Linked DNA regions of Homo sapiens: region 1 is linked to region 2. The links are chromatin contacts, found by Hi-C or POLR2A ChIA-PET in ENCODE. All regions are on one chromosome and are shown on one strand. The core of a region is the stretch at or near the end of the contact, and the rest is flanking DNA. Distances in the headings are between cores, read along the strand shown.

Region 1 (4,698 bases), core at 312-2,811, 59 kb after region 2:
ACAGAGCCAACAGTTACCAACCATGTCCTCTACAGTGCGAGGTGCTTTTCTAGGCACTGACACATGTTGGCTCATTTAATCTGCATCCTCCCCTCTGAAATCTTATCATCATCCCCATTTTACAGATGAAGAAAACTGAAGCCAGAGATTCAGGGACTTGCCCAAGTGGCGGGATTTGAACCCAGGAAGTCTGGCTCCTGCACCTCATTTCTTCATTACTACCCTCAGCATACTGGATTGTAATTACTGATTTCATGTTTATCTACTGTGCAGAGCTGGACAGGGCTAGGCAATTCCACAGAGCAGGGGCCGTGTGCTATTTACATTTGCAGACCCAGAGTGCAGCAAATGTCACACACCTGGTAGGAGTTTGTGATGCATCTGTCCAAAGGCAGATAGGAGGCCAGCTCCAGATGAATGGGTCTGCTAGATACTTTCTAAGTTAATTAAGTCAAATGGACTTCCCTTGTAATCACAGGATAGAAAACAAAGCCCTGTGTGGAAGAGACAGGCAGTACTTTCATGCCATTTTCCTTTACTTAATTACACAGAGAAATTAATCCTACTGTGAGTTACTAATTCAGATGCCAGACCAGTGTCACTGGCAGCCACAGGGCGCTCTGCCTCCCTGTGCTGGGCCCTCTGGGCAGGGCATACCTAAGTGGGGCCCTGCAGGGTTCCTTCCAGGTGCTCACCCTAAAGGCTGGTCACTTGTGGTGGAAACTGACACCCACCACTACCGTCTTGGGCAGAACCAGCACCTCCTTCCCCTCCCGGCTCTCCAAGTGGACATAAGCAACAGCCCCTCACTCTTGCTGCCAAGAATCTGTGCATCTGCAGGAAGGAGAAAGGAGATGCAAGGTACTATCCATGCCAAGCCCAGGTTATGGCTTTAGGGTTTCCAAAGAAAACCCTGTAAGCAAATGCACACCTGGTGAAGAGGGAAGCTATACAGGTCAGCACCCACACCTGTACTCAAGAACCAGGTGCATCAATCTCTGCTTTCAAGACCCTGTGTCTTGGGCTCAATCACAGCTTGTGCAGGGCTCTGTCCACCAAAAGGCTCAACAGTCAAGAGAAAGCTTAAGTGGAATAAAGACAGGAGCAGCTGAAGTGGCCCAAGAGATGGCAATGGCTGGAATCAACCCAGAAACGGTAAAGGGAAGAGTCAGAGTGCTAGGCCCTGTGGACACGGATGGCTCTGGGAGCCCCGCTCAGGAGTGGGTGGCCGTCTGCGGCCGTGTTCTCCCTAGAGAGGAGTGACAATGAGGCAAACACCATCCACGTGCACAGTGCTTACAGTTTATAAACCTGCTGTCACACACACTTCTGCCCTTCTCCCAGTGAACCTCTGAAATACCTATTGTTTTGCCCATGTTATAGATAAGGAAACTGAAAGCCAAACAAGGTTGCGAAATTTACCTGGACTATAAAGTTAGAGCCAGCACTGAACCCAAGTTCTGTCTCCAAGCCCAGAGCACTTCCTTTCTCAGCATGTCCCGCTGCCAGGTTGTGAGCACACTCAGGTATAGTATAATCCTGGCACCAACAGACTGGCATCCCAGGCAACCAGCCTACTCTCTGGGTGTCCCTGGGGAACATGCACACGCTGCTGCTGCCTGCACTCTGGAGCAGCCTCCTTCCCAGATGGCCTGCCGTGATGGAGCTGCACTTCTCAGTCTCAGCATCTTGGCCAGGGGCCGCCACTGGATGTCTCACGCTGCAGTGGACCAGTTGTGCACCCCAACCCTGATCAGAGGCTGGACCCTCTGCCAGCCTAGGCTTACCCCATCCCTGCCTGAGCAGACTCCCTGGCTGGCCCAGGCACTTAGCAGTGGGATGAGAAAACCACCCACTACTTTCTTCTGTCCTATCAGTGTCCCTACTGCTAACTTGGCTGAATTCCTTGTTCCATGAGCAGGGGACCCTTTTGTGCCTAGTCCAAGTCCCAGCCACCCTCCACGCCCAGGGTTCCCGGAGCCGCCGTCTGTGTTCTCTTCCCTTGCAACTCCACAGCTGGGCATCCGGGACAGAGTGTGAGCCACCCCTCCCCTCATTTCCTTTCTTCCCTTCACCCCAGCATGCTGGGATCACTGCATGCTGTGCCCTCGGGCTACAGTACCCACTCCTGTCCCTCTCCCATCCTACATCCACTCTCACAGAGATGGCAAAATCTAGCTCAGCTGCAACCCTTTTCATGAAACTTTTGTCATTCACAGCTTTAAAAAAAATTGCTTCCTTCCTCTGGATTCTCAAAGACTTTACATCTTTCTCATGCAAAGTTTTAACTTTCTACTGTGGACTACTGTTGGACGTTAGTACTGTAAGCTTTAGTCCTGCCCAATTCTTCCCTGTCAGCCCACGTGGTTACTGCCTACTGCAGTTCCTAGGCCAGCAGGAGCCCAGCAGGCAACCATGGAGCGCGGACATGCTCAGAGACAGCCCTGAGTGTCTCGCTGCAGAATCGCCTGTGGTTGTTGATGAAAGCACTCACTAATGATTTGTTCCTCTACCTGGGCATTTTGAAGTATTTTAATTTTTAACAGGACACAAGAGTCCTGTAAAGGAATGACATCCTAATGATGGAATTTCAGGAATGTCCACTCATGGGGACTTTTCCATAGTCATGTGAGGAGAAGAGCTGTTGACTGCCAGGCCTGTAGCGGCCAACTGTGAGCACCTGAACTGCACTGAACAGGCCACACTGATGATGGGCAAGGGAAGCTCTGGCTTTTGTATGCTGGCCACCCCTGATCTCAGGGAACTGGCTCACTGATCCACTGGATATAGGGTGACCAGCTATTTAGGTTTACACAGAACAAAGGGGTTTCCTTAGGCCCCGGATTTTCAGCTCTGAAACCAGGGCAATCCTAGGTAAACTAGGGTGGTTGGTCACCTGAGAGGAGGTGAGTCTGTTATGAAAACACGTGCAAGGTGTTCAGGCATCTTTAGATTTTTATAGGAGAAAAAGCATACACATTTATTTAATGTATATATGTGGGAGTCTTCAGAATGAAGACCCAACATTTCAATGAGTAACAGAAGCTTATATACTGTCTTGAGGTTACAGAAAGAATGGGGGCATGGGTCCTAGGAAAAGAGGTTATGGGATGGGGGAGAAGAGGAATGTTCAAGGAGGGATCTTTAAATGTCAGATGTTACTACTTCATTGTAAGGATGCAGGCTCTCTATTTAAAACTTTCCCTGACTAGAATTTGGTGGGGCAGCTGTCCGGGCAATGGTTCTCTGCCATCTCGCTATTTATTTTCCCTGCCATCTCGCTGTCTCTGTTTTATGTATGTATGTATGTACATGTGTATGTATGTAAATATTTGAGACAAGGTCTTGCTCTGTCACCCAGGCCAGTGTGCAGTGGAGCAACCACGGCTCACTGTAACCTTGACCTCACAGGCTCGAGCAATCCTCCCACCTCAGCCTCCAGAGTAGCTGGGACCATAAGCATGCACCACCATGCCCAGCTAATTAAAAAAATTTTTTTTTGTAGAGACAGGGTCTCACTATGGTGCCAGGGCTGGTCTCGAACTACCGAGCTCAAGCAATCCACCCACCTCAGCTTCCCAAAATGCTGGGATTATAGGCCACCATGCCCAGCATTTTTTTTTTAATTTTTGAGAGAGTCTCACTCTGTCACCCAGGCTGGAGTGCAGTGGTGCAAACACGCATCACTGCAACCTCAAACTCCTGGGCTCAGGCGATCCTCTTACCACAGCCTCCTAAATAGCTGGGATTATAGGTGCACCACCAAGCCTGGCTTATTTTAAAATTTTTTGTATTTTTTGTAGAGATAGGGTCTCACTATGTTGCCCAGGCTGGTCTTGAACTCCTGGCTCAAGCGATCCTCCCACCCCACCGCATCCCCTTGGCTTTCCAATGTGCTGGGATTACAGGTGTGAGCCATCATGCCAACCCCACAGTCTCTCGAGAGACTCCCAATTCCTCAAAGTTGGAGAGCAGCAGAGACAGCACTGGGAGCCAGTGGCTTCTGAAGGGGCCTGAGCCCCATGAGCTTTGCCTGGCTTTTGCCTCTATTTCTGGCTTCCCAAACAAAACCTGTTCCAGCAAAAGTCACACTGTGCTGATGCCTTTGGACAAAGCTGTGTGGGTGGGCAGGGTGAGTAGAGGAGGAGATGAAGCCAGTGGTGAGAGAAGCCCAGGTGAAGGCAGTAGATCAGGCTCGGTCCTCCCCTGTGACTTCGGGGATAAGCAACAGTGGTGATGGAACCCAGAGAAACAGCGTGCTTGTCCCGTCCGTCCAAGCACAGTTGAAAAGCCTTCCAACTTAACACAAGCTGGTTTTCTGCACAGACGGAAAGATTCCTGATTTCTTTGGGGGAATACTTTTTGCAAAGAGGGTCGGAGCAACCGGGGAAGTATTGGATGCTATATATTTCAACCATTTAGGTTACATTTAAAAGTACTACTGAACGTCATGTTAACAAAAACAACAAACAGGAGTAGTAAAAAGAGGGAACATTTGCCAGTACTTTCAATGTTGTGACTCTGGATCACTGGGTGAAATGTACATTTTGACTGCATGGGGTGGGAAATAGGGAAGGGAGAGGAGATCTGAGGGATGTATGTGTGGAAACTTGGCCAGCAGGTACAGAAGTGTGGTGAGACTGTGTAGAGGGACTCTGGGGAGAGACCAACCCAGGTTCAAATTCTGCCCCTGGCATG
Region 2 (4,692 bases), core at 2,193-4,692:
CTTGCCCTGTCCAAATGCCCCCCAGAATAGTGGCTCCCTACCAGGCTAACTTCAGCTTCAGTAGTTGTTAAGCTCCAAAACACCCATCTCCATCTAGGACAAGAAAAGGACCCAGGGGGAGGGTGATGTCCCGGATCTCATAATGATTGTTTTCAGTATTCGGATCAGCAGAGAGGATTGGATATGGAAAGGAGAAAATCCCCCACAAAGTTGTCAGGTAAGTCAGGGATAAAATCCCCCGTCCTCGTGATGAATCAGGACAGCCAGTGCCCACAGCAGTTAGGACGCGGCCTCCTGCGTCAGGCAAACCCGGGTCTGCTTACCTGGGCGAACCATTGCACCACTCCATCTGGGCGTGGTGACAGTCCATGCCTAACCCACAGGGATCCCTGTGAGGAGTAAGGCTCTGGGGCAGAAGGGCCACCCCAAGCCGCCTGGAAGTGTGCCTGCCTGTTAGCCACCGCTGTCATACCTTTCAAACACAGCACCTGCGAGGATGCAGGAGACAGATCTGGGAGGTACCACACCCAAGGTCACCTTTCTCCCCCATCAGTGTCGTTGACTTGTTCTCGCCCCAATCCCAGGCAAGTGGGGAAATGTTTTTTTTTTGCCATGAATGCAGACTGGAGGAGAATGTGTGAGGCTTGCGTAGTTGCAAGGCCCCATGGCCCTCCCGGGTTTGCCCTGCTTCCTCTCAGCCTGATGCTTGGTGACCCCCCCTCACTGTTGGGGGGGCTGAGCCTGGGTCCCTGGGGAGGATGGTGACACACGGGCCACACAGGAAGGATTCAGAACCTTCCAGGCTCTGTCCTGGGGACCTGCAATCTTCTTGCTTCTTGCACGCAGCAGAGTTAACTCAATTTTGGTGACCAAGCCTCATCTGATTTAGTCAGTACTGGATGTGTTTGCTCAGAATGACCCAGCCACCAAGACTTTTCCATATGACTTGCCTGACTTTTGAAAGATGTCCCTAGTATAATGTCCCATGGACCACGGGAAGACGTTGTTCAAACTCGAGGCTTTTTTTTTTTTTTTTTTTTTGTGGCGGGGTGGGGGTTGGAGTCTCGCTCTGTCACCCAGGCTGGAGTGCAGTGGTGCGATCTTGGCTCACTGCAGCCTCTGCTTCCCGGATTCAAGATATTCTCCTGCTTAGCCTCCCGAGTAGCTGGGACTACAGGTGTCCACCACCACACCCAGCTAATTTTTGTATTTTTAGTAGAGATGGGGTTTCACCATATTGGCCAGGCTGGTCTCAATCTCCTGGCCTTGTGATCCGCCTGCCTCGGCCTCCCAAAGTGCTGGGATTACAGGTGTGAGCCACCGCACCTGGCCAAAATCGAGGCTCTTTAGGGAGCAGAGTGTGGGGAAAGACAATGAAAGTCGAATATGGAACCTGATCAAGTAGGCACCAAACAGAAACAGACATTCACTCAATGAAGTTAAATTTGCCTAAGAAGGACCTCACGGGACGCTCAACACAACTGCAGTAATGGGAAGGTCTCATAAACTCCGTGAAGCTCAGTGCAGGTTCAATTCCCTGTGAGTTGCAGGGAAATGCAGATTCTCTTTGGAGAAGCTTGGAAGTTTTTGTGGGTGTTTTGTTTTGCATAAGGCTGGGAAGCTCATTGCTCCATCTTTTTTTTCCAGAGCCTGCAGCAGAGACATCCCTCAGGGGATCGGCTTGGCTTAGTGGCTGGATCTGAGTGGAATGGGCTCTCACTTGCCATGTGTGCAGTGGTGCTTGCCAGCCCCATATACTCAGCCAGGGCCATGCTGGCTCCCTCTGTCATAAGACCACTTACGATGCTCTTTCCTCATCCCCAGGGATGGCCAGCTACTCCAAAGCCAATCAAGAATCAACCTGAGGGCTGTTGAACCCAGGGAGATACTGGAACCAGATGCACTTCAACTAGAGTCACTCCAAAAAGCCACTTTGAATCACATCTCTAAGGCAAGGTCCAGGTCCCTGGAGGTTCTGTCAGTCCGTCCTACATGCTATTCTGTCCTTCTGGATGGAGAAGAGAAACTCTTCTCAGTCAACAGCATTCCTCCAGAGACCTGAAGTGGCCACTGAAGCCTCCCCTAGACCCGGCTCAACAGCTGCCTTTTCCCATCATGTATCAGACAACAGGTGGCTGCCATTTTAGAAACAGAGTGTTACAATGTTACAATTATTCTCTCATGACTGGGGAATGCAGCCACCCACTGCCTGTCAGAACAGCACCTCTTCCTGCTCATCTGGAATGACACACGACACAAACTAGAAGAAAAGAGGGAAAACCACCAGGCCGGAAGGCAGGCCTGCTAGTGTCTTCAATGAAACAGGCACCTCAAATACAACTGCACTCATACAACTGCAACATCAAGAGGTATTTCTATTAGCCAAACTCAAAAACATTTCTTTTTTAAACTGCTCAGTGGTTTGAGACACCAAGAACAGTTAATATCATACACACCAGATTATATAACAAAAAAAATCAAGTATTTAAAAGAGTAGCCTGTATTTTTGTTCCTTCACCTTGTTTTTTTTCTTGATACAGGGTCTGGCTCTGTCACCCAGGCTGGAGTGCAGTGGCTCAAGAGATCCTCCCACCTCAGCCTCCCAAGTAGCTGGGACTGCAGGCATGTGCCACCACACCTAATTCTTGTATTTTTTGTAGAAATGGGCTTTCGCCATGTTGCCAATGCTGGTCTCAAACTCCTGGACTCAAGCGATCCGCCCGCTTCAGCCTCCAAAAGTGCTGGGATTACAGGCATGAGCCACCGCACCCCGCCTGTTCCCTGACCTTTTAAACGAATTCACGTATTAACGGAGAATCAACATCTAAATAGACTTTTATTTTTATTTTACTTGTTTGGACAGAAAAGAAAATTCATCAGCTTTCATTAGAGTCTCCTTAAGTGTTGGAAACACATTAAACTCAGAAATAGTGGACCTTGTAGAAAAGCATCACAAATTAAAAATATATTTCTCCATGTGGTAAAAGTGCTTTCAATCCCATTAAAGGGCACAGCAAGGGTGTTTGGAAACACGATCTGAAATTTGGCCTGCAATCCGTGGCATCGATTCCAACCACAGGGCGGGGGAGTCACCATGATCTAGAGCACAGGAGCCACGTGGGGCCCGGAGCATGCGGACAGCAACACTCGCAATAACTGAGTGAGGACGAGGCCCATAGCCTGAGTAGAATAGATTCTGTATTTGTAAAAAATGAGGTGGTTACATCAACTGGGTTGAAGGGGGACTGGGTAATCCCAGAAATTCCTTGTTTCTGGTCTGTGGGGATGGTCAGATCTGCCCACCACTCTGGCACCGAGGCTTCCCTGGAGACGCATAAACCTGGGTTGGGAAAGTGCCCAGATCTGCCTGGGGGACACACGAGCCTCGCTGCCAGTGCCGGGCACGCAGCCTCTCCAGTCCTGCCGTCAGCAACCGCCTCCGGCCCTCATGTCAAATCACACCTGACCAGAGTTGTCACCACAGTCCTGTTTTGGGGTTTTTCCAAGGCCAGCCCTGTTGTTCTGAGGGGCCACTCTGAGCAGGCAAACACTGCCAGGGTCACTCACTACACACAGAGGAAAGACAATGAGCAAATGGCCATCGTAGAGAATTCGGTTGTGTGTTTCAGCAATGCTACTTATTTTTCAAGACAAGTAATTCTGCCAATGATGACATCTGCGACAAAGCTTAGGGCCCGCGGGCTCCCCATGCGCCTCGTGGAGAGCAACCACGTCTGTTCGGAAGCCAGCGGCCCTTCCCGGCCCTGCCACAGGCCAGAACACAGAACTGTGATCATGCAAAGAGCCGTGACTGAGGCCGGGGTCAGCGTCGGGGGTGGAGAGGAGGGGACATCTGCCTTTTACATTAGATCTGAAGCAACAGTAAGAAAATAACCTGAAGATATATTTAAAAATAAAAAATAGCATCATCCTTCACTCCAAGTTTTTGGCATTTCCCTCTCTCCCCTGCCCACCAGCTAAGCAGAGGGAATGAGCAGGAATGCCTCGTTTTTCAGAATGGGCACCCACTCCCCATTTCACCACTGTACACCCAGGATGTGTGTCTTCTTCTAAGAGACCGGTTCAAAGGTGCTGGCATGAGGCAAATGCTGGAAAACCCTCCGGCCTCCCCTGACACCTGAGCCATTGTAACCATGCAGGGCGTCTTTGCTTCCTTCAAGTCTTGAACTTGAACCACGTCCCAGATTGCTGTAGATCTTTAGGAAGCAGGCATCTCTCTTAGAGCGTGCTCCAGCTCATTCTACCACGGGGGCCTTCCTTCACAGTCACCAGTCCACGCTGCCTCGCAAGCTCCACGGATGTCATGAGAGAATCTGCCCTTGAGAACGTGGGTGTAAGTGCTCATCACACCGGCGGCACTGTTTCTCGAGGGAGGACATGCTCTTCTTGGAATGCAAATGAGGACAGCAACCGTCCTCTGACCAGGTCCATCCTGTCCCTCCAGAGGCCCTGTGCATCCCTCCCAGGCAGCAAGCCACACACCAGGCCGTGTCCGGGTCTCTGATGGGCAAGTTGGAACGGCAGGCTCTCCTCCTCCTCTTGCCCCTCCCTTGACCGAGTCCTGCGCCCCCAGCATCAGTGGGTCGGAGAGGCATCCTCCAAGCCCAGCAGCTCTCTGACGAGTCTCTCTCCAAACTGCGCCCGGCTGTACCTCTTCACGTGGTAGGCGTC

What was found. Hi-C counts contacts between places; a loop is a spot of excess contacts on that map. ChIA-PET counts read pairs that join two places held with the same protein, here RNA polymerase II (POLR2A).
Region 1: a loop to region 2 is called in a map of endothelial cell of hepatic sinusoid, with 7 times the contacts of the local background. The contact joins two enhancer-like sites. A Hi-C loop is called at or near these places in 1 of 168 maps with a recorded cell type or tissue (endothelial cell of hepatic sinusoid). POLR2A ChIA-PET finds 5 or more read pairs at or near these places in 1 of 52 experiments (K562).

Annotation. Positions count from the first base shown.
Region 1 is chr1:230,379,754-230,384,451 of GRCh38, forward strand. All of the region lies in intron 1 of PGBD5 (piggyBac transposable element derived 5), which reads right to left. Among named protein-coding and RNA genes, the nearest start is that of PGBD5, 44 kb to the right of the region's middle. Within about 2 kb of position 1,562, at least 7 of the 41 ENCODE cell types and tissues checked have a DNase peak (open chromatin) inside an H3K27ac peak, as active enhancers do.
Region 2 is chr1:230,318,829-230,323,520 of GRCh38, forward strand. It overlaps PGBD5 (piggyBac transposable element derived 5), which reads right to left. Exons shown (of 7, transcript NM_001258311.2): 7 at 1-4,692. The coding sequence ends at 4,597. Among named protein-coding and RNA genes, the nearest start is that of PGBD5, 110 kb to the right of the region's middle. Within about 2 kb of position 3,443, at least 4 of the 41 ENCODE cell types and tissues checked have a DNase peak (open chromatin) inside an H3K27ac peak, as active enhancers do.